Linked DNA regions of Homo sapiens: region 1 is linked to region 2. A link is an interaction called in ENCODE POLR2A ChIA-PET data of the cell type or tissue named here. Cell type or tissue: CD4-positive, alpha-beta T cell. All regions are shown on one strand. Each heading gives the region's core, and the rest is flanking DNA. Links, peaks and the distances in the headings are about the cores only. Region 1 overlaps ATM (ATM serine/threonine kinase). Region 2 overlaps ATM (ATM serine/threonine kinase).

The links. Peaks named below come from ENCODE experiments on the same cell type or tissue, not always from the same donor. Only the 100,000 strongest peaks of a DNase experiment are listed, where the experiment ranks them.
Region 1: POLR2A ChIA-PET joins it to region 2 with 15 read pairs; 14 of 35 experiments call an interaction of 5 or more read pairs at or near these places.

The regions. Positions count from the first base shown.
Region 1 is chr11:108,288,041-108,296,883 of GRCh38, forward strand. It overlaps ATM (ATM serine/threonine kinase), which reads left to right. Exons shown (of 63, transcript NM_000051.4): 28 at 937-1,063; 29 at 1,562-1,761; 30 at 4,579-4,753; 31 at 5,273-5,437; 32 at 6,887-7,019. Among named protein-coding and RNA genes, the nearest start is that of ATM, 69 kb to the left of the region's middle. In CD4-positive, alpha-beta T cell, for the core only: no CTCF peak of the experiment used is centred there; no DNase peak of the experiment used is centred there.
Region 2 is chr11:108,230,693-108,243,196 of GRCh38, forward strand. It overlaps ATM (ATM serine/threonine kinase), which reads left to right. Exons shown (of 63, transcript NM_000051.4): 5 at 4,978-5,142. Among named protein-coding and RNA genes, the nearest start is that of ATM, 14 kb to the left of the region's middle. RefSeq lists silencers at 5,957-6,157, 6,477-6,677. In CD4-positive, alpha-beta T cell, for the core only: no CTCF peak of the experiment used is centred there; DNase peaks (open chromatin) are centred at 5,559, 6,099, 6,629 and 8,579; H3K4me3 peaks cover 706 bases; H3K27ac peaks cover 6,572 bases.

The DNA.
Region 1 (8,843 bases), core at 17-8,016, 56 kb after region 2:
CTTTATCTAGGTCTTGCCTTTCTAGATCACCTTTTCTTTTTTTTTTTGAGATGGAGTCTCACTCTGTTGCCCTGGCTGGAGTGCAGTGGCATAATCTCGGCTCACTGCAACCTCTGTCTTCCAGGCTCAAGCTATCCTTCCTTCCACCTCAGCCTCTCGAGTAGCTGGGACGACAGATGCACATCACTGCGCCTGGCTAATTTTTTATATTTTTGGTAGAGACGGGGTTTCACTGTGTTGCCCAGGCTGGTCTTGAACTTCTGGCCTCGAATGATTCCCCCGTGTTGGCCAACCAAAGTGCTGGGTCTACAGGCATGAGCCGCCGTACCCAGCCTCACCTTTTCTTTATTGTGCGTTATTATCTGTACAATTTAATTTGGATGTGAATGTCTCTGAGTTGTATATGAACATCAGAGTTGTTTCCCTGGCTTGATTGTAAGCTACTTGAAAATATGCTTTACTTTTTTTTTTTTTTTTTTAATGTGCCCTACTGTGCTGGGCATATAAAATAGTAATAATATCTGAGAAAGTACTTTCACATATGTAATTTCATGCTGTCTAAATAAGTGTTGATTGCCATGTCTTAAAGTACTGCTTTTACAGTACTGGCATAGAGCTTTGATTCTGATCTGAAGTAATACTGAGGCTCATTTATTGAACTGCCTTTTAACTTTATAAGATTTTTTAAGAAAATCATTATAAGATCATTTAAGATTATTTAAGTTACTGAGGGTGAAAGGTATTTAGATAATCTGATTTATATATCTGGACTGTGATATGTCATTTGTGATTTTATTGAAAGTATAGTTTTTCAGTAGAAAAATGGTTTTTGAATTTGGGGGTTATTAAAATCTAAATTTTCATTTTGGAAGTTCACTGGTCTATGAACAAAACTTTTTAAAACGATGACTGTATTTTTTCCCTTAACTCTGTTAGGGATTTGGATCCTGCTCCTAATCCACCTCATTTTCCATCGCATGTGATTAAAGCAACATTTGCCTATATCAGCAATTGTCATAAAACCAAGTTAAAAAGCATTTTAGAAATTCTTTCCAAAAGCCCTGTAAGTATACATGATGAGTTTAATAATAGAACATTCCTTCTTTTTTAGCTAAAAAAACTTTGTAAATACATCTTAAAGAGGAAAAGTAAACAAATGAAAAATTTATCTCATAATTAAAAAGGAAAACATTCATTTACAAGTTTAAATGGTATTTTACTTGTCAGCATTAATTGAAATATGTTACATATGAGAACAGAATCTTGTGACACTTTAGTGATATATTAGCTCAGGGAATATATCTACTTTTTCATAGGAATATACTATTTAATTGTAGTTTACTTTCTGAAAATTAAATAAATTGGCAATAGTTTAAGATAGTAATTTTCTTAATGTAACATTTTGTACTTGATATCAAACCCAAATCTAAATTCTGTTATTTAGTTATTTTAAATATAAAATGTGTAGGTATTCAAATATTTGAAGAAAAAATATAAAGTGTATTTATTGTAGCCGAGTATCTAATTAAACAAGTTTTTACTAAATCTGTTTATTTTCTAGGATTCCTATCAGAAAATTCTTCTTGCCATATGTGAGCAAGCAGCTGAAACAAATAATGTTTATAAGAAGCACAGAATTCTTAAAATATATCACCTGTTTGTTAGTTTATTACTGAAAGATATAAAAAGTGGCTTAGGAGGAGCTTGGGCCTTTGTTCTTCGAGACGTTATTTATACTTTGATTCACTATATCAACCAAAGGTAAATAACATATTTAGACCAATATATAAGCAGTCTTTCTATCCTGTTCTTCCTGTTTTTTTGCTTTGTTTTGTTTTGTTTTGAGACAAAGACTCACTCTGTCCGCCCAGGCTGGGTGCAGTCACGGCTCACTGCATCCTCAACCTCCTGGGTTCAGATTATCCTTCCTCCTCACCCTGCCGGGTAGCTGGGGCTACAGGAGCATACCACCATGCCTGACTAATTTTTTGTGTTTTTTGTAGAGGTGGGGTTTCACCATATTGCCCAGGGTGGTCTCAAACTCCTGGGCTCAAGCGAACTGTCAGCCTCAGCCTCCCAGTGTGCTGGGATTACAGGCATGAGCTACTATGCCCAACCTATCCTGTTCTTTTAATTGAAAGTTTATATGCTTCTAAGAGGTAGATACCAGAATGTTGCTTTCTGAATTTTGCTTTTTAAGATGTCTATTATATTTACTTATTAGTTTTTAAAAATTGCGCTACTTGCCTGGGAAACATAGCAGACCTCGTTTCTACTAAAAATTTTTTAAAAAAGAAAATTAGGGCAAGGTGTGGTAGCTCACACCTATAATCCCAGCACTTTGGGAGGTTGAGGTAGGTAGATTGCTTGAGCCCAGGAGTTAGAGACCAGCCTGGGCAACATGATGTGAAAACCCATCTCTACAAAAATTTTTTAAAAAATAAGCCAGGGATTGTGGCATGCACCTGTAGTCTCACCTACTCCAGAGGCTGAGGTGGGAGGATGGCTTGCGCTCAGGAGGCAGAGGTTACAGGTTACAGTGAGCAAAGATTGTGCCACTACACTCCAGCCTGGGAGACAGAGCGAGACTCTTGTCTCAAAAAAAAAAAAAAAAAAAAAAAAAAAAAGAAAATTATCCAAGTATGATGATATGCGCCTGTAGTTCTAGCTACTTAGGAGGCTGAGGTAGGAGGATGGCTTGAGCTCAAGAGTTTGAGGCTGCCAGTGAGCCTTGATTGCACCACTGCATTCATGCCTGGGCAACAGAGTGAGACTTTCACTCAATTAAAAAAAAAAAAAAAAGCACTACTTCTCCAATTCTAGAAATCTTAAGAAGGATCTTCAACATTTTAATACTAATATTCTAGCTATTGATGGCCTCAAATAAATGTTACTATAGAATTGGGGTTGTTCGGCCGGGTGTAGTGGCTCACGCCTGTAATCCCAGCACTTTGGGAGGCTGAGGCGGGTGGATCACAAGGTCAGGAGATCGAGACCATCCTGGCTAACACAGTGAAACCCCGTGTCTACTAAAAATACAAAAAAATTAGCCAGGTGTGGTGGCAGGTGCCTGTAGTCCCAGCTACTCAGGAGGCTGAGGCAGGAAAATGGCCAGAACCAGGTAGGCAGATCTTGCAGTGAGTCTAATTCGCACCACTGCACTCCAGCCTGGGCGACAGAGCAAGACTCCGTCTCAAGAAAAGAAAGAAAAAACAAAAACAAAACAAGAATTGGGGTTGTTCAATTTAGCATCTCTGATCTTTTCCATTGATTTTAATGAGATTTCTATTTTTTAAGGTCTTTTTTATTGTGGTAAACTATATAACATAAAATTTTTTATTTTCGCCATTAAATGGCCAGTTCAGTAGCATCAATTACATTTCCATTGTTGTGCAACCATCACCACTGTCTATGTCCAAACTTTCATTATCTCAAACTGAACCTCTCTACTCATTCCACAATAACTCCACATTCCTCCTCCCCACTGGCCATTGAGAAACTAATCTATTTTCTGTCTCAATGAATTTGCCTATTGTAGATATTTTAATCTAGAGTTGTACAATATATGTCCTTTTGTGTCTTGCCTTGTGTGGTCACTGAAAACTTTGTACCTTAGCTTGTGTTTAGATAGTGTTTGATAGAGATTTCCTTGGATACCAAGAGTGTTGGGATGAGGAAGCATGAGAGGAGAAAACTTTTCCTAGTGTTTGCAGATTGGCTTTATGCTAGGATTCTTCTTCAACACTTAGCCATGCTTGCATTGCTTGGGATCAGCCCCAAATACAAGCTTAGGGTCTTCTCTGGTCTTTTCTGAGCAAGAGTCTTATCTTGAGCATGTGTGTGGCTTTCTGAATTCCCCCTAATTTGTGGGTGCTTTTGAATATACTAATTTCCCAAAGAAATACGCTCCCCAGCTACTCCTAGGCTTTAGGCAGCCTCTTGTATGTCTCAACAGTAATCTTTTGCCCTATGCACCTGCAGGTTGTTGGTCTGCCTTACAAAGTTTCAAGCAACACCCATATCTTTTGTAGCTGGTATGAAGTTAAACAAAACAGAGCTACGCACTTTACATCAGTCCTTGGTTCCAGACAGGTTAGAATAGACATATACAATAGTTTGCAACTAATCTACTTAGCTCCATGAACTACCATGAGCCAGTGTCTCACACCGAGGATATAGGCCACTGCTTTTGTGATTGTTGCCACGCTGGGGTAGGGGTGGGCAAGGACAAGTAAAGTTACCACAAAGCTTTCCTGCTGTTTTTCAGTTGGATTTTTCTTGATTCAATATTTTCCTGATTACTGTAAACCTTTGACTATTTTACAGAATTCTAACAAAATTAGTTCTGACAATTTTGCCTGTTTTTCAATGTTTCTATTAAAGGATGGAAGCTTAGAGCTGCCTATTCTGCATTTTGCTGATGTGACTTCTCTTTTTGGCTTATAAGCCATTAAAATATTTATGTCAAGGCATATAAGAATTAGAGATGCTGAACAAAAGGACTTCTGAATGAATTTATTTCAGAGTAATTTTCCAGAACTTACTGGTTGTTGTTGTTTTTTTTTCTCCCTATATTAGGCCTTCTTGTATCATGGATGTGTCATTACGTAGCTTCTCCCTTTGTTGTGACTTATTAAGTCAGGTTTGCCAGACAGCCGTGACTTACTGTAAGGATGCTCTAGAAAACCATCTTCATGTTATTGTTGGTACACTTATACCCCTTGTGTATGAGCAGGTGGAGGTTCAGAAACAGGTAATTTTCTGACTCATCTTCAAAATGGTATTTAAAATATATAAAGTATTGTTAGAAGGATTTGAGTGTTTTATGTTTATTTGGTATAATTGGTGATTTTATTGAGAATATTTTTTGTAAAATGATTGGAAAAATATTCTTAATGAATTAACCTTTGTAATCAATTACAGAGCACTTGGTACTTTTGATAGTTTTATCTACTGTGCTGAAGTAGAGAGGTAGTCAAAACTAGGGATAGCAGTTCGCAACGTTATGGTGGTATTTGAGTTACTACTTATATAAACTGTTTCATTAATATTGGCATTTTTTTTAACCTCAGTACCCATCTTGTAGTAGTACCTTACATAGTTATTGAATTATTTGAAAACACAGAAACTAAAAGCTGGGTATCTTAGACGTAATTAGAACATTTAATCTGATCTAGGTTAATAGATTTTATCATTTATTACAGTAAGTTTTGTTGGCTTACTTTAAAATTATTTCTCTCCTTATAATTTTTTCTTTTTAAATTATATTTAGGTATTGGACTTGTTGAAATACTTAGTGATAGATAACAAGGATAATGAAAACCTCTATATCACGATTAAGCTTTTAGATCCTTTTCCTGACCATGTTGTTTTTAAGGATTTGCGTATTACTCAGCAAAAAATCAAATACAGTAGAGGACCCTTTTCACTCTTGGAGGTAATAAAAATTTCATCATCTACTATTTTTTATTAGAGAACATAGTAGTACTTTTCAAAAATCTGTAATGCTCTAGCAGTAAAAAATGGAATCTTTTCTTTAATTGTGATTAAAAATATATACGTAGGCCAGGCACATTGGCTCATGCCTATAATCTCAGCACTTTGGGAGGCTGAGGCAGGAGGATTGCCTGAGCCCAGGAGTTCAAGACCAGCCTGGGCAACATGGCGAAACCCCGTCTCTACAAAAAATTAGTCGGGCATGGTGATATGTGCTTGTAGAATCAGCTACTCAGGTAGCTGAGATGGAAGGATCACCTGAGCCCTGGAGGTCAAGGCTGCAATAAGCCAAGATTGCTCCACTGCATTCCAGCCTGGATGACAGAGTGAGACCCTGTCTCAAAAAAAAAAAAAAAAAATATATATATATATATATATATATATGTGTGTGTATATAAACACATACTTGTGTGTGTGTAACGTGAGATCTACCTACTTAAGAAATAAAAAAATGAATCTTAATGTATCTCTTTGCATTGAAGCCAAAGTATAAATAACAAAACTTCCTGGTAAAGATCCAAATTGTAAGTTTTCAAGGAATGTGATGTAAAATAGTTTTGATTTTAACACATAAGATCCTAAGGTCCACTGATAGCTCAAAACTACCAATGGATCTTTTCAATGTCAATTTAATGTTTGTGTTAGAGATAACGTTTAACTTTTGAAAGCATATTTTAAGTTTTAATCTTTATAAACCTCGAAATTATGTTTAGGTATATTCTTCCATACATATCTTAATTATAATTTTTAAATGATAGTCTGTATTTGACTCTATGTAAATATAAAAACATATTTAAGTATGTTAAGATGTAAAGTTATACTACTAAAGAGAAATTTAAGCATTTCCTTCCAGTTGAGTATGCTATAACAATCTTGAAGTCTGTGTTACCATGAGAGAGTCTATTAGAATTTAAAGGATTAGGCTGGGTGCAGTGGCTCACGCCTGTAATCCCAGTGCTTTGGAAGGCTAAGGCGGGCAGATCATCTGAGGTCAGGAGTTCGAGACCAGCCTGGCCAACATGGCAAAACCCCATCTCTACTAAAAATACAAAATTAGCTGGGCGTGGTGGCACATTCCTGTAAATGCCACCTTTTCAGGAGGCTGAGACATTAGAATCACTTGAACCGGGGAGGCGGAGGTAGCAGTGAGCCTTGATAGCGCCACTGCACTCTAGCCTTGGTGACAGAGCGAGACTCTGTCTAAAAAAGAGTATTAAAACATTGTAGGGTTTGCAGTGGAAGAAATCATTTATTTCTTCCTTGATTAGTAGTAATAGAGACATGAGTCAGTGTCTATAAATGGCACTTAACTAATTTTTTTCTTTTATTAAGTTTTATTTCACAGGCTTAACCAATACGTGTTAAAAGCAAGTTACATTTTCTCTTTTAGGAAATTAACCATTTTCTCTCAGTAAGTGTTTATGATGCACTTCCATTGACAAGACTTGAAGGACTAAAGGATCTTCGAAGACAACTGGAACTACATAAAGATCAGATGGTGGACATTATGAGAGCTTCTCAGGGTGCTAATTTTAAATGACATGGGCTATTTCTACCTGTTTCTTTTTGAAAGAATATTTTGCAAAGTCTTGCTCTTGGTTTCATTGTCACAGACTTAGTTCAGACTCTCATCATTTAGTTCAGACCCTCATTTCTCATCTAACTGTAAAACTGGTCCTAACTGGTCTTCTCACCCTGAACTCTTCCTGTTTTATTCATCCTCTGCCAGATGATTTCTCTAAACCCAAATATGATCATGTTTTTCTACTGCCTAAATTTTTTTTTTAAGAGACAGAGTTTTTTTTTTTTTTTAAGAGTCTCACTCTGTCACCTAGGCTGGAGTGTAGTGGCACCATCATAACTTACTATGACCTTGAATTCCTGGGTACAAGGAATTCTCCTGTCTCAGCCTTCTGAATAGCTGGAACAACAGGCACACACCACTACACCTAGCTACTTTATTTATTTTTTTTATTTTTTGTAGGGACAGGGGTCCCACTATGTTGCCTAGGTTGGTCTCGAATTCTTGGCCTCAAGTGATCCTCCTGCCTTAGCCTCACAAAGCATTGGGATTAGAGGTGTGAGCCACGGCATCTAGCCATGCTTAAACATTTTTCATTTCTTTTTCTTTTTTTTTAAGACGGAGTTTCGCTCTTGTTGCCCAGGCTGGAATGCAGTGGCACTATCTTAGCTCACTGCAACCTCCACCTCCTGAGCTCAGATTCTCGTGCCTCAGCCTTCCTAGTAGCTAGGATTACAGGCACCTGCCACCATGCCTGGCTAATTTTTTGTATTTTTTTTAGTAGAGACGGGGTTTCACCATGTTGGCCAGGGTGGTCTCAAACTCCTGAGCTCAGGCAATCCGCCCACCTCAGCCTCCCAAAGTGCTGGGATTACAGGCATGAGCCACCGCGGCTGGCCCATGCTTAAACATTTTTAACACCTTCCAACCATGTAAAAGAAAATTTTAATTCCTTAGAGCCAGACATACAAGTTAGTCTTGTCTTCTAGTCCAGTTTACCTGAATGAAAGAAATATGTCTCATTTTAATACTTTAGTCATATGTGTTATGTGTGTCTATATATATGTAAGTATGTATTTGTAAGTTTTTCTAGCTTGCTTGTTAATTTGATTTGAAATGTACATTATTACAGTATTTGGGAAACTTTCTACTTTGTGTTTTGATTTTCATCTTCCTATACCAATTAATTTCATATTTCTTTTTTTTTTTTGAAACGAAGTCTCACTCTGTCGCCCAGGTTGGAGTGCAGTGGCACAGTCTCAGCTCACTGCAACCTCCACCTCCTGGGTTCAAGTGATTCTCCTGCCCCAGCCTCCCAAGGAGCAGGGATTACAGGTGTGTGCCACCATGCCCAGCTAATTTTTTGTATCTTTAGTAGAGACGGGGTTTCACCATGTTGTCCAGGCTGGTCTTGAACTCCTGACCTCAAGTGATCCATCTGCCTCGGCCTCCCAAAGTGCTGGGATTACAGGCGTGAGCCACCACGCCTGGCCTAATTTCATATTTCTCTTGTGTTGTTTTTACTCTCAGTACTTTTTAAAATGAATTTTAGTTTTGACTATCTGAGCATAGAGTTTCTAATACATTTGAGATATATAAAATGTATGTAAATAGAAACACCATTATTTCTTGTACTTGTGTTCTTGAGTATTTTATGGGCTAGAGATCTGCCTTGTGCATTACAGCCACTAGCCATTTGGCTATTTAAATGAAGTAAAATTAAATGAAATTTGAAGTTCAGTTTTTTCATTGGTACTGAACACATATCAAGTTCTCAGTAGTACATTTGGTCAGTAGTGATCATTGGACAGTGTAGATTATAGAC
Region 2 (12,504 bases), core at 1,398-9,397:
AAAGTGTGGGACTCATTTTTTTTAATACAGGCTCTTGCTCTGTAGCCCAGGCTGGAGTGCATGCAGTGGTGCAATCTTGGCTCACTGCAGCCTCCGCCTCCCAGGCTCAGGTGATCCTCCTGCCTCAGCCTCCCAAGTAGCTGGGACTATAGGCATGGGCCACCATGTCTGGCTAATTTTTGTATTTTTAATAGAGACAGGGTTTCACTGTGTTGGCCAGGCTAGTCTCAAACTCCTGACCTCAAGTGATTTTCCCGCCTTGGCCTCCTGAAATGCTGGGATTACAAGCGTGAGCCACTGCACCTGGCCAGGACTCAATCTTTTAGGTATATTCTGATTAGTACAGAGTGAAGCAATTCTTGCTTATCTTTCATTCTGTACTCTTACTGATTAATTCTAAGATCATGTGAGCTTCCTTGGCTGTCAGAACCAACACTTAACTGACATTTTACTTGCTATGATTTGAGGAAAAAAACAACCCCCAAAAATATTTTTTTCTCCTGATGAGCCAAATAGTTCCCATCTTTAACTTGTACAATTAATATTGTGAAGAGTTGATTTTTCGGAACCAAAATGCAGGATCCTGGCAAGCTTTTGTAAGGAAATGGGCTTTACACATACTGAAAAGCTAGAGGCAGAAGTGTGTGTTCAGGGACTCCTGGGCTCTTCACAGATAAGGATGTTGCTTTGTGATACCAACTCTTAATTTAAGAATCAGGAGTGTGAGGCGCGGTTGCTCACACCTGTAATCCCAGCACTTTGGGAAGCTGAGGCGGGCAGATCACCTGAGGTCAGGAGTTCGAGACCAGCCTGGCCAATATAGCGAAACCCCATCTCTACTAAAAGTACAAAAAATAGCTGGGTGTGGTGGCGGGTGCCTGTAATCCCAGCTTCTCGAGAAGCTGAGGCAGGAGAATTGCTTGAACCTGGAAGGTGGAGGTTGCAGTGAGCTGAGATTGTGCCATTGCACTCCAGCCTGGGCAACAAGAGTGAAACTCTGTCTCAAAAAAAAAAAAAAAAAAAAAAAGAATCAGGAAAGCCCCCAAATTGGTAAATATTTAGTAGAAGTATGCAGATTATTAGTGAATATTTCAGATTGGTGGTATGAGACTTGAGTCCAAAGAATAATGGTTTAGTCAATTTTCTACCTCCTCTGAGATGCGAGTTCGTGTGGATAGCTTCAACCCCTTGTCAGAGACTCCAGCAGAGACAAAGGAAAACTACACCAAAATATTCTGCACTCACTTTTGCTCTGTGTAGTAGCTTTGTATCCAGTAAAATATTTTATTTGCTAATAATGCTGGGATATAGTAGGTACTTACTGAAAGAGTGAATGAGAGAAAGATAACATGTCAATTTTGTAGCCCACCAGAAAAGTTTGCAATGTGTACAGTAGTTTTGCCTTGCAGTGAACAAACCTTTTAATTGCAACATTAACAATGGAGATTACGTTTGAAAATGCATCAGCCTGTTGGTTTATAAGAAATAGTTGGTGAAATTATCAATGCTGGTCATGTAAGTAGTTGAAAATTTGTTTTTTTATTTACGGCTTCCTTTTCTTTCAAATTTGACTTTGTTACTTAAACCTTTTTAATATTGGGGCAAAACCAGGGAGTTACTATTCCCTCACCCCACTTCAGTTGTTTTTGTTTGTTTGTTTGTTTGTTTTTTACGAAAAGATTGGAGGGTTGATGGAAATTTAACATATGTCTAAACTTTGCCATTCTTGCTTAGCATTGGTATCCAAGGTATGATGAAAGAAATAGAGATTAGTAAAAAAGAAGTAAAAGGCAGCTGAGAAGAAACAAGTAAGCAAATATTGTTGATTTCTCTCCTTTTTTTTTTTTTTTTTTTTTTTTTTTTTTGAGACAGAGTCTTGCTTTGTTGCCTAAGCTGGAGTGCAGTGGTGCAGTCTTGGCTCACTGCAGCCTCTTCTTCCTGGGCGCAAGCGATTCTCACGTGTCAGCCTCTAGAGTAGCTGGGACTATAGGCACACGCCGCCAGGCCCGGTTAATTTTTGTATTTTTAGTAGAGACGAGGGTTTTGCCATGTTGGCCAGGCTGGTCTCAAACTCCTGGCCTCAAGTGATCTGCCTGCCTCTGCCTTCCAATATGCTGGGATTATAGGTGTGAGCCACCACACTCACACACCCAGCCTACTGTTCATTTCTTTTCTTTTTTTTTTTTTGAGACAGAGTTTTGCTCTTGTTGCTCAGGCTAGAGTGCAATGGCGCCATCTTGGCTCACTGCAACCTCCGCCTCCCGGGCTCAAGCGATTCTCCCGCCTCAGCTTCCCAAGTAACTGGGATTACAGGCATGCCCCACCATGCCCAGCTAATTTTGTATTTTTAGTAGAGACGGGGTTTCACCACATTGGTCAGGCTTGTCTCGAACTCCTGACCTCAAGTGATCCACCTGCCTTGTCATCCCAAACTGCTGGGTTTATAGGCGTGAGCCACTGTGCCCACCCTGTTCATTTCTTTATGTTAGCATTTGTCTGCTTTTGTACAAAGCTTAAATAGAGTCTAGATAGTGCAAAACTCAGCTGCGAAAAATGTTAAGTTCCATAAGATTCCTGAAAGTCTCTGTAAGTAGGCTGGGCACAGTGGCTCATGCCTCTCTAATCCTAGTACTTTGTGAGGCCAAGGCAGGCAGATTGCTTGAGCACAGGATTTTGAGACCAGCCTGGGTAACATGGTGAGACCTCATCTCTACAAAAACACAAAAATTAGCCAGGTGTGGTGGTGACCACCTGTAGTCCCAGCTACTTAGGAGGCTTAGGGAGGAAGATTGCTTGAGCCCAGGGGGCAGTGGTTGCAGTGAGCCACGATCATGCTATTGCACTCCAGTCTGGGTGACAGAGTGAGATCCTGTGTCCAAAAAAAAAAAAAAAAAAAAAGTCTCTGCAGGCAACTTAGTTGTACTTTTAAGAAAGATTTGATCCCAGAAGTTTGAGACCAACCTGGGCAACATAGGGAGACCCCATCTTTAAAAAAACTAAAAAAATTAGCTGAGTGTAGTGGTGCTTGCCTGTAGTCCTAGCTACCTGGGAGGCTGACATGGGTAGATCCCTTAAGTCCAGGAGGTCAAGGCTGCAGTGAGTCATAATGGGGCCACTGCACTCCAGCTTGGGTGACAGAGCGAGATATTCTGTCTCAAAAACAAGCAAAACTATGAAAAAAAAGTCAACATTTCTTGAAATACTTCTCATATTTGGTAGAGGAGGGAGATATATTGGGATAAAGGACATAGGAAGATAGGATTTTATTATAATATTAATTTCTGTAGTTATTCAACACAAATTAATTTTTATTGAGCATTTGCTATTAGGGCAGTCACTGGGCTTTTACGTCAGAATATAGAGATTAATTCCTTTCCTTAAGGATCTAATCATACAATGGATGTTTTAGATTAGAAAAATGTTACAAGGACTATAAGAGAAATGCACAGGGTACTAGAAAAAAGGATCACATGGTTGTGCATTTCATAACTGGACAATGCCTAAAATTATGAAGTGAGCCATAAGTGAAGATGATTTTGCAGTTATATCAGTGTATATTTGTTTACCATAGCCTGTGAATATAACTAGTTTCATCATAGGAAAACCCTAATCCAGAATATATTCATATTTACATGAGTTGTGTTCTGCTCATAGTTATGGCAATAAATATATTCAATTTTAAGATTGTCAGTATGGAAAAATGGCATTTCTGCTGTGACGTAAATATAATTTACTGAAAATGATAATTAAATTATTTTTAAATGTAATTTTGTTACCTTCAAGAATATGTGTGTAGTCATGCCAAGTTTTCAGAATCTCTAGTAAGTAAATAACATGCTGTTAAAAATGACACAGGTACAGGGGTCAAGCACAGTGGCTCATACCTATAGTCTCAGCACTTTGGGAGGCCAAGACAGGAGAATCCCTTGAGCTCAGGAGTTCAAGACCAGCCTGGGGAACATTGTGAGAGATTCTGTCTCTATGAAAAATTTAAAAAATTAGCTGGGCATGGTGGCACAACATCTATAGTCCCAGTTGCTCAGGAGGCTAAGGTGGGAGGATCCCTTGAGCCTGAGAGGTTGAGGCTGCTGTTGGGTGTGATCATGCCACTGCACACCAGCCTGGGTGATAGAGCGAGACCCTGTCTTAAAAAAAAAAATTACAACCTGAGGTGTTTGTATGCCATAAATGCTATTATAGGACTTAGAACTAATTTTGCTTTCCAAGGTAAATATTCTCCTTGTAATCTTATGTTATTCTAATAAATTCATTCTTCATAAAGAGTGCCAAAAAACTTGGGATCATTTTTGGTCTAACACCAGAAATTGTGAATTATTAAGGTTATAATTGTTTAAGAATGATTGCTTTTCGAGATGAGCAGATCACTTGAGGTCAGGAGTTCAAGACCAGCCTGGTCAACATGGTGAAACCCTGTCTCTACTAAAAGTAGAAAAATTAGCAGGGTGTGGTGGTGCACGCCTCTAGTCTCAGCTACTTGGAGGCTGAGGTGGGAGAATTACTTGAACCCAGGAGGTGGAGGCTGCAGTGTGCTGAGTTTGTGCCACTGCACTCCAGCCTGGGTGACAGACCAAGATTCCATCTCAAAAAAAAAAAAAAAAGAATGATTGTTTTTGCTATATATTCCTATAAAAGAGGCGTTGGCAAACTTACTGTGTAAAGAGGCCAGATAGTAAATGTTCTTGACTTTATAGGCCATGTGGTCACCTCTGTCTTAATTACAAAAGCAGCCATAAACAATAAGTAAATGAATGGTTGTGACTATGTTCCAATAAAATGTTATTTGCAAAGAAAAAAAAAATGAATTTTGCTTGGGGCCATAATTTGCCAATTTCTTCTCTACAAAAGAAGTTTAGTTAATAGTAATTTCCCAAATGGAATTATTTAAATAGTTGCCATTCCAAGTGTCTTATTTTTGTTCAAATTTATGTTTTTCTTTATTTGTTTATTTTGAAATAGGAGCACCTAGGCTAAAATGTCAAGAACTCTTAAATTATATCATGGATACAGTGAAAGATTCATCTAATGGTGCTATTTACGGAGCTGATTGTAGCAACATACTACTCAAAGACATTCTTTCTGTGAGAAAATACTGGTGTGAAATATCTCAGCAACAGTGGTTAGGTATGTTTTGAAGGTTGTTGTTTGTGAATTTTTCCTCATGAAATGAAACTTCACCAAAGAAAGCACTCTGTCTGTATCTGTCTATATCCCCCAAGTGACCTGACAGTTTAACAGTACTTTAGTAAAATTATATGGTTATCGAACTGACCCTTAATTTTTATTTATTATGTAGCTTTTGAATAAAGTCATGAATAATATATCAGGTGCCTGATATCAGAGCCGGAATTACAGTTGAAAAATACCATCTCCATCGTCAAGGAGTTGACAGTGGCAGAAGAAAACCCAAGTAAACCAGAGTTCATAATGTGCTGTGATACAGACATATTTGGGTTCAGTAGGTATACAAAACAATGACACCTAAACTCAACCATGATTTAAGTAGAAAGGGAGAAAACCAAGAGAGGGAAGTACCATAAAAGTGAAAGCAGGCAGGGTGCAGTGGCTCACGCCTGTAATCCTAGCACTTTGGGAGGCCAAGGCCGGTGGATTGCTTGAGCTCAGGAGTTCAAGACCAGCCTGGGCAACATGGTGAAACTCTGTCTTTAAAAAAATAGCGGAGGTAATGGCTCTTGCTTGTAGTCCCAGTTACTTGGGAGGCTGAGGCAGGAGGATCACCTGAGCCCTGGAGGTTAAGGCTGCAGTGAGCTGTGATCACACTGCACTCCGGCCTCCATGACAGAGTGAGACCCTGTTTCCATTTAAAAAAAAAAAAAAAAGTGAAAGCAAGAGAGTTGAAAGTTCAAAGGGGCGTGGCCAACATTTTAAGTGTTGTAGAAAGGATAAGACACAAAAGTATCCATTGGATGAGGCAGTTAGCACGCTACTTCTAAGGTAATGGAAATCAAATATATTAGAATAGAATGCATTAGAAGACAATGTACAGAACCCAGTGATTCATTAGATGTGTAGAGTGTGTGCTAGGGAGGAATCTGGTGTTGTTTCCTGTTTATAGCTGGGAGGTACTGAGAGACCACAAAGGAAGGAAGTTATGGTCAGAGATTGAAATACTTCAGTTTGTTGGTTTCAAAGATGGAGCATTTCTGGGTTTGAGAATAAGTGAAAGTAGGATTTGACATTAACAAGATGATTTTAAGTCAGGTGTCAAAGTCTTCTAATACACGAACTCTAAAAGTTTAGAAGCTTTTTTTTTTCATGGAAAGTATTTAAGCTAAATTTTGCTAGCTAAATTAAAAGACATTTGTCCATATTCTTTATTGCCATTTTATTATTTCAAAATGAGATACATGTGAACCACAAAACTACTACCTAATCAGTACCCTCACTCCTGCATTACACTCTACTGTTCCCCTGAGAATAAATGCCTTCTCAGCTAATTTCTTAGGAGTCATTTGTAGCCTTTACGTTACTCTGAACACAAGATAGGCTGTGTCTGTAACAGGGCCCTCAACAAGCCTAGAGACAGCCTTTGGGAATAGGCTGGTGATATCTAGGTTACCTAACCAGATCTTTCCCCAGTATGGCTGGTCATATTTAGGTCATTTTACATTATCACTTACAACCATGGCTGTCACTGAAACAAAGGCAGTCTTTCCCCTAGTCTGCTTACTATATTCTGTCATCTAGTTTGTTCTCTGAAACCCCCTTTTTATTTTTAAACTAACTACTCTTACTTCTTTTTTTTTCTTTTTTCTTTTTATTTAAGCTAACCTTTGCCACTTCTTCCCGGATGTTACTTCTTATAATTAGCTTTTTTGTCAAAGTATTTTTTTACTTAGCTTCCTTTTAAAACTTGCTTAGATGAGGACTCTGTGGAAGAAGCGAAGTCTGTGCTCAAAATATATATTTGGTACAGGTGGTGACTGAAGCCATGACTATGGATGAGATTTGTATATAGAGTTTAGTGTGAGATGAGAAGAATGGCCTAAGATTGAGTCAGCATTTGCATATAAATTTTGGAATCAGCTTACTGATTTCTACAAAAGATCTTGCTGGGATTTTGATACTAATTGCATTGAATCTGTTGCACAATTTGAGAAGAATAGAAATCTTAACAATGTGGAGTTTTCCAATCCATGAACACTGTATATCTCTCCATTTACTTAGGTTTTTTTTTTTTTTTTTTTTTTTTTGCTTCTTTGTTTGTTTTTTTGAGACAGAGTCTCCCTCTGTTGCCCAGGCTGGAGTGCAGTGGCACGATCTCACCTCACTGCAACCTCCACCTCCTAGGTTCAAGCGATTCTCCTGCCTCAGCCTCCTGAGTAGCTGGGATTACAGGCATGTGCCACCACACCCAGCTAATTTTTGTATTTTTAGTAGAGACAGGGTTTCCTCATGTTGGCCAGGCTGGTCTCGAATTCCTGACCTCAGGTGATCCACCTGCCTCAGCCTCCCAAAGTGCTGGGTTTATAGACTTGAGCCACCGCGTCTGGCCACTTGTCTTTTTTGATTTCTTTCATTAGTGTTTTATAATTGTCAGCATATAGATTTTTTGTTGTAAATTGACAATTTTTTTTCTTTAATTTTATATATTAAAAAAAATAGAGACAGGATCTCACTGTGTTGCCTAGGCTGGTCTCAAACTCCTGGGCTCAAGTGATACCCTTCCCTTGACCTCCCAAAGTGTTGGGATTATAGGCATGAGCCAACATGCCCAGCTGCAAATTGACATTTATTTATAATTGTATAAACATAAAGATTTTGTATATGTTTTGTTAGATTTATACTGCAGTAGTTTGTAATTGCATTGTTTTTAACATTTTGATTTTCAAATTGTTCAATGCACAAAAATTATACAGAAGTCCAGTTAATTTTTGTATAGTGACCTTGTATTTTGGGACCTTGCTAAAATCACTTACTAAATCTAGTAGCTTTCTTTGAATGTTCTTTTGGATTTTCTTTGTAGACAAACATGTCTTCTGTAAGCAGTAATTTTTTTTTCTTTCTTTCTGAGCCATGTGGCTTTTATTTTATTTTTGTGCTTTATTACATTGGCTAGGACCTCCAGTGTGATTTATTGTGGTAAAATATATATAACATTTATAATTTTAACTTTTTTAAGTGTACAGTTGTGTAGTATTAAGTGCATTCATATTGTTGTGTAATCATCTCCACCATCCATCTCCAGAACTTTTTTTTCTATACTCAGTAAACAATGATTTACCATTTTCCCCTCCCCTATCCCCTGGCAGCTACCATTCTACTTTCTCTCTCTATGAATTTGGCTATTTGGGGTACTTCATTTTTATGGATTGAATGTTGTGTCCCACCAATTATGTTGAAATCTAACTCCCAAAGGGATGGTATTTGGAGGTGTGGGATTTAGGAGGTAATTAGGTCCTGTGGGTCCAGCCTTCATGGATGGGATTAATGCCCTTATGAAAAGAGGCCAGAGAGCTAACTTGCTGTCTTTCTGCCATGTGAAGATACAGTTCAAAGTCAGTAGTCTGCAGCCCCAAAGAGGGCCCTCACCAGAAACCCACAATGCTGGCACCTGAGCTGCTTTCAGCCTCCAAAATTGAGAGAAATAAATTTCTGTGGTTTCTAAGCCACCTAACCTATAATACTTTGTTATAGCAGCCTGAAGTAGAGGACTCCTATAAGTATTTGTCCTTTTGCAACCTGCTTATTACACTTACCAAAATGTCTTTGAGGCTCATCAGTGTTACAGCTTTTGTCAGAATTTCACCCTTATTAAAAACTGAACACTATTCTGTTCTGTGTATATGCCACATTTTGTTAATTCATTCGTCCATTGGTGGACATGGGTTGTTTCTACCTTCTGATTATTGTGAATAATGCTGCCGTGAACATGAGTATACATCTCCTGAGTTTCCTGCTTTCAGTCTTTTGATTATATACCCAGAAGTAGAATTGCTAGATCATGTGGTAATTCTATATTTAATTTTTTAAGGAACCAACATCCTGTTTTACACAGGAGCTACGCCATTTTACATTCTCACCAGCAGCCCACAAGGGTTCCAGTTTCTCTACATTCTCACTAGCACAACTAATAGAAAATGAGGATTCCTCTTCTAGGCCTTGAAAGTGCTGCATAATTTTGCTTCTTCCTACCTGTCTAACTTAACTAAAGCGCTTCTAATTTCTGTGCTCAAGCTACACTGTCAATTATTCAGTTTCTCAAACCTAGTGGTTTCCATTTTTTTAAATTGACTTTTATCTTTTAGAGGAATTTTAAATTTACAGCAAAACGGAGTGGAAAGTCCACTGGACACACACAGCATGCCCTACTGTCAACATCTTGCACCAGTGGTACATTTGTTACCATCAGTAAACCTATGCTGGGACACATCATTATTATCCAGAGTCCAAGGTTCACTTTTGGTGGTACATATGCTATGGATTTTGACAAGTGTTTTGACATTTTTAAAGATCTTTTTCTGTATCTAATGAGATGGTCATATTTTTTTTTCCTCTGGGAGAGAATGGTAACAATTTTTCACTATTACAGAATCATACAGAATACTTTCACTGTCAGAAAAATCCTCTGTGCTTCACCTTTTCATCTCTTCCTTCTTGTAAACTGTGGGAACCATGGATCTTTTTGCTATCTCCATGGTTTAGCCTTTTCCAGCATGTCATATACAGTTGTGCGTCTCTTAACAATGTGGATATGTTCTGAGAAATACATCATTAGGCAATTTCTTTGTTGCGTGAACGTCATAGGGTGTATTTATACAAACTTAGATGGTATAACACTACGCACCTAAGCTATATGGTATTACTGCTCCTGCACTACAAACCTGTGCAGCATGTTACTATACTGAATACTGTAGGCAGCTGTAACACAATGGCAAGTATTTGTGTCTCTAAACATATATAAACATAGAGGAGGTACAGTAAAAGTATAGTATAAAGGATAAAACATGGTACACCTGTCTAGGGCACTTAACCATGAATGGAGCTTGCAGGACTGGAAGTTGCTCTGGGTATGTAAATGTGTGGTAATGTAAAGGCCTGGGATACTATATACTACTGTAGAATTTGTAAACTCTTATTCTGTACCAAATTTAAAAATTTATGTTTTTCTTTCTTCAATACTAAAGTAACATTAGCTACTATAACTTTTTTACTTTATAAACTTTAAAAATGTTTAAACTTTTTGACTCTTTTGTAATAACACTTAGCTTAAAATACAAATGCATTGTACAGCTGTACAAAAATATTTTTTCCTTATATACTTATAGATGTTTTTTCTTTTGTTCTATAAGCTTTTTAAATGAAATTATTATTACTCTATTTTTTCCTTTAAACTTTTTTGTTGAAAACAAAGACACAAACACACACATGAGCTTAGGCCTACATAAGGTCAGGATCATCAGTATCACTGTCTTCTGTCCCTGCATCTTGTCCCCCTGGGAGATCTTCAGGGACATGCACAGAGCTTTCATCTCCTATGATAATGGTGCTTTATTCTGAAATACCTCCTAAAGGACCTACCTGAGACTGTTTTACTGTTTTGTTTTGTTTTGTTTTTTAAGAAGAAGAAGGAGGAATATAGTATAAAATGGTGATAAAAAGCATAGTAGAGTAAGTACATAAACCTAACATTTTACCAGTAACTTAGTCATTTATTATCATTATCAAGGTTTATGTACTATACATGATTGTATGTATTATACTTTTATATGACTGGCAGTGCAGTGGGTTTTTTTTACACAAGTATCACCACAAATGCTTGTGAGTAATTTCTTGTGCTATGACATCACTAAGTATTTAAATAGGAATTTTTCAGTTCTGATACAATCTTACGGTACCACCTTTTCATATTGCCATTTGTCATTGAATAGAATGTTGTTATGTAGTATGTGACTGTGGTTGGAATCATAACAGTATGTATCATTTTCAGATTGCCTTCTTTCATTTAGTAATATGCATTTAAGGTTCCTCCATGTCTTTCTCTTTCTTTCTTTCTGTCTTTCTTTCTTTCTTTTTTTTTTTTTTTTTTTTTTTTTGAGATAGGGCCTCACTCTGTCACCCAGGCTGGAGTGTGGTGGTGAGATCATGGCTCTGCAGCTTCGACCTCCTGAGCTCAAATGATCCTCCCACCCCCTTCCAAGTAGCTGTGACCACAGACACAAGCCATCACACCCTGCTAATTTTTCATTTTTAGTAGAGATAAGGTCTTATTATGTTGCTTATGCCAGCAGCTTGAACTCAGCCTCCCAAAGTGTTGGGATTACAGGTGTGAACCACCGTTCTCAGCTCCTCGATGTCTTTTTATGGCTTGATAGGCTGAAGTGGGAGGATCACTTGAGCCCAGGAGTCCAAATCTAGCCTGGGCAGTGTAGTGAGACTTCCGTCTCTTAAAAAAACAAAAAACAAAAAAAAGAGGACCAAAGTTACTGATATTAGAAATGAAATGAGATCTAATTGCAGATCCTATAGATATTCAAAGGATAATAAGGAAACACTATGAACATCTATTAATTTAAATGGGCCAGTTCCTCAAAACCATACATTATCAAAAGTCATCCAATATAAAATAGATAATTTGACTAGTCCCATAACTATTAGGAGAATAAATTGAATCCATAATTTAAAGCCTTTCATAAGACAAATTGGGAACAAGATAAGGATGTGCACTCTCACCACTCCTTTTCAACATTATGTTGGAGGTTCTAGCCAGGGTAGTTAGACAAGAAAAATAAAAGGCATACAGATTGGAAAGGAAGAAATAACACTCCCCTTTGTAGATGACATGATTGTCTATATATAAAGTCCCAATATACACAAGTATAACATTGTGAATAATGTTATTTGGGGACTGGGCACAGTGGCTTACACCTGTCATCTCAGCACTTTCGGAGGCTGAGGCAGGTGGATCATCTAAGGTCAGATGATGGCTTCCTCTAAAACAGGACAGATTTACTTGTAGCCTATTGATTATAAAAAGCTTGAGGTTTCTCTGTTATAACTCAGTCCACTGTTTTCGCAGTGTCAAGTGTCCCATTTCACCTTGCCTTTGGTACTGGGGAACTGATGCAAAAATGAAGGTAGTCTGGCTACCATCATTACTGGGAGAAATAAACTGTCCTTTTTCTCTTATCAGGAATCTCAGGTTTCCTGCTAGCACCCAGGAAACTGTCATGCTAATTTGTTAGGTTACAAGTAGATAAAATCTCAGCCAGGCACAGTGGCTTATGCGTGTAATCCTAGCACTTTGGGAGGCCAAAGCAGGTGGATCACTTGAGCCCAGGAGTTCAAGACCAGCCTGGGCAACATGGTGAAATCCTGTCTCTACCTAAAATACCAATCAGTTGGGTGTGGTGGTGTGGGCCTCTAGACCCAGCTACTTGGGAGGCTAAGGTGGGAGGATTACCTGAGTCTGCTGAGATTGAAGCTACAGTGAGCCGTGATCTTACCACCACACACCAGTTTGGG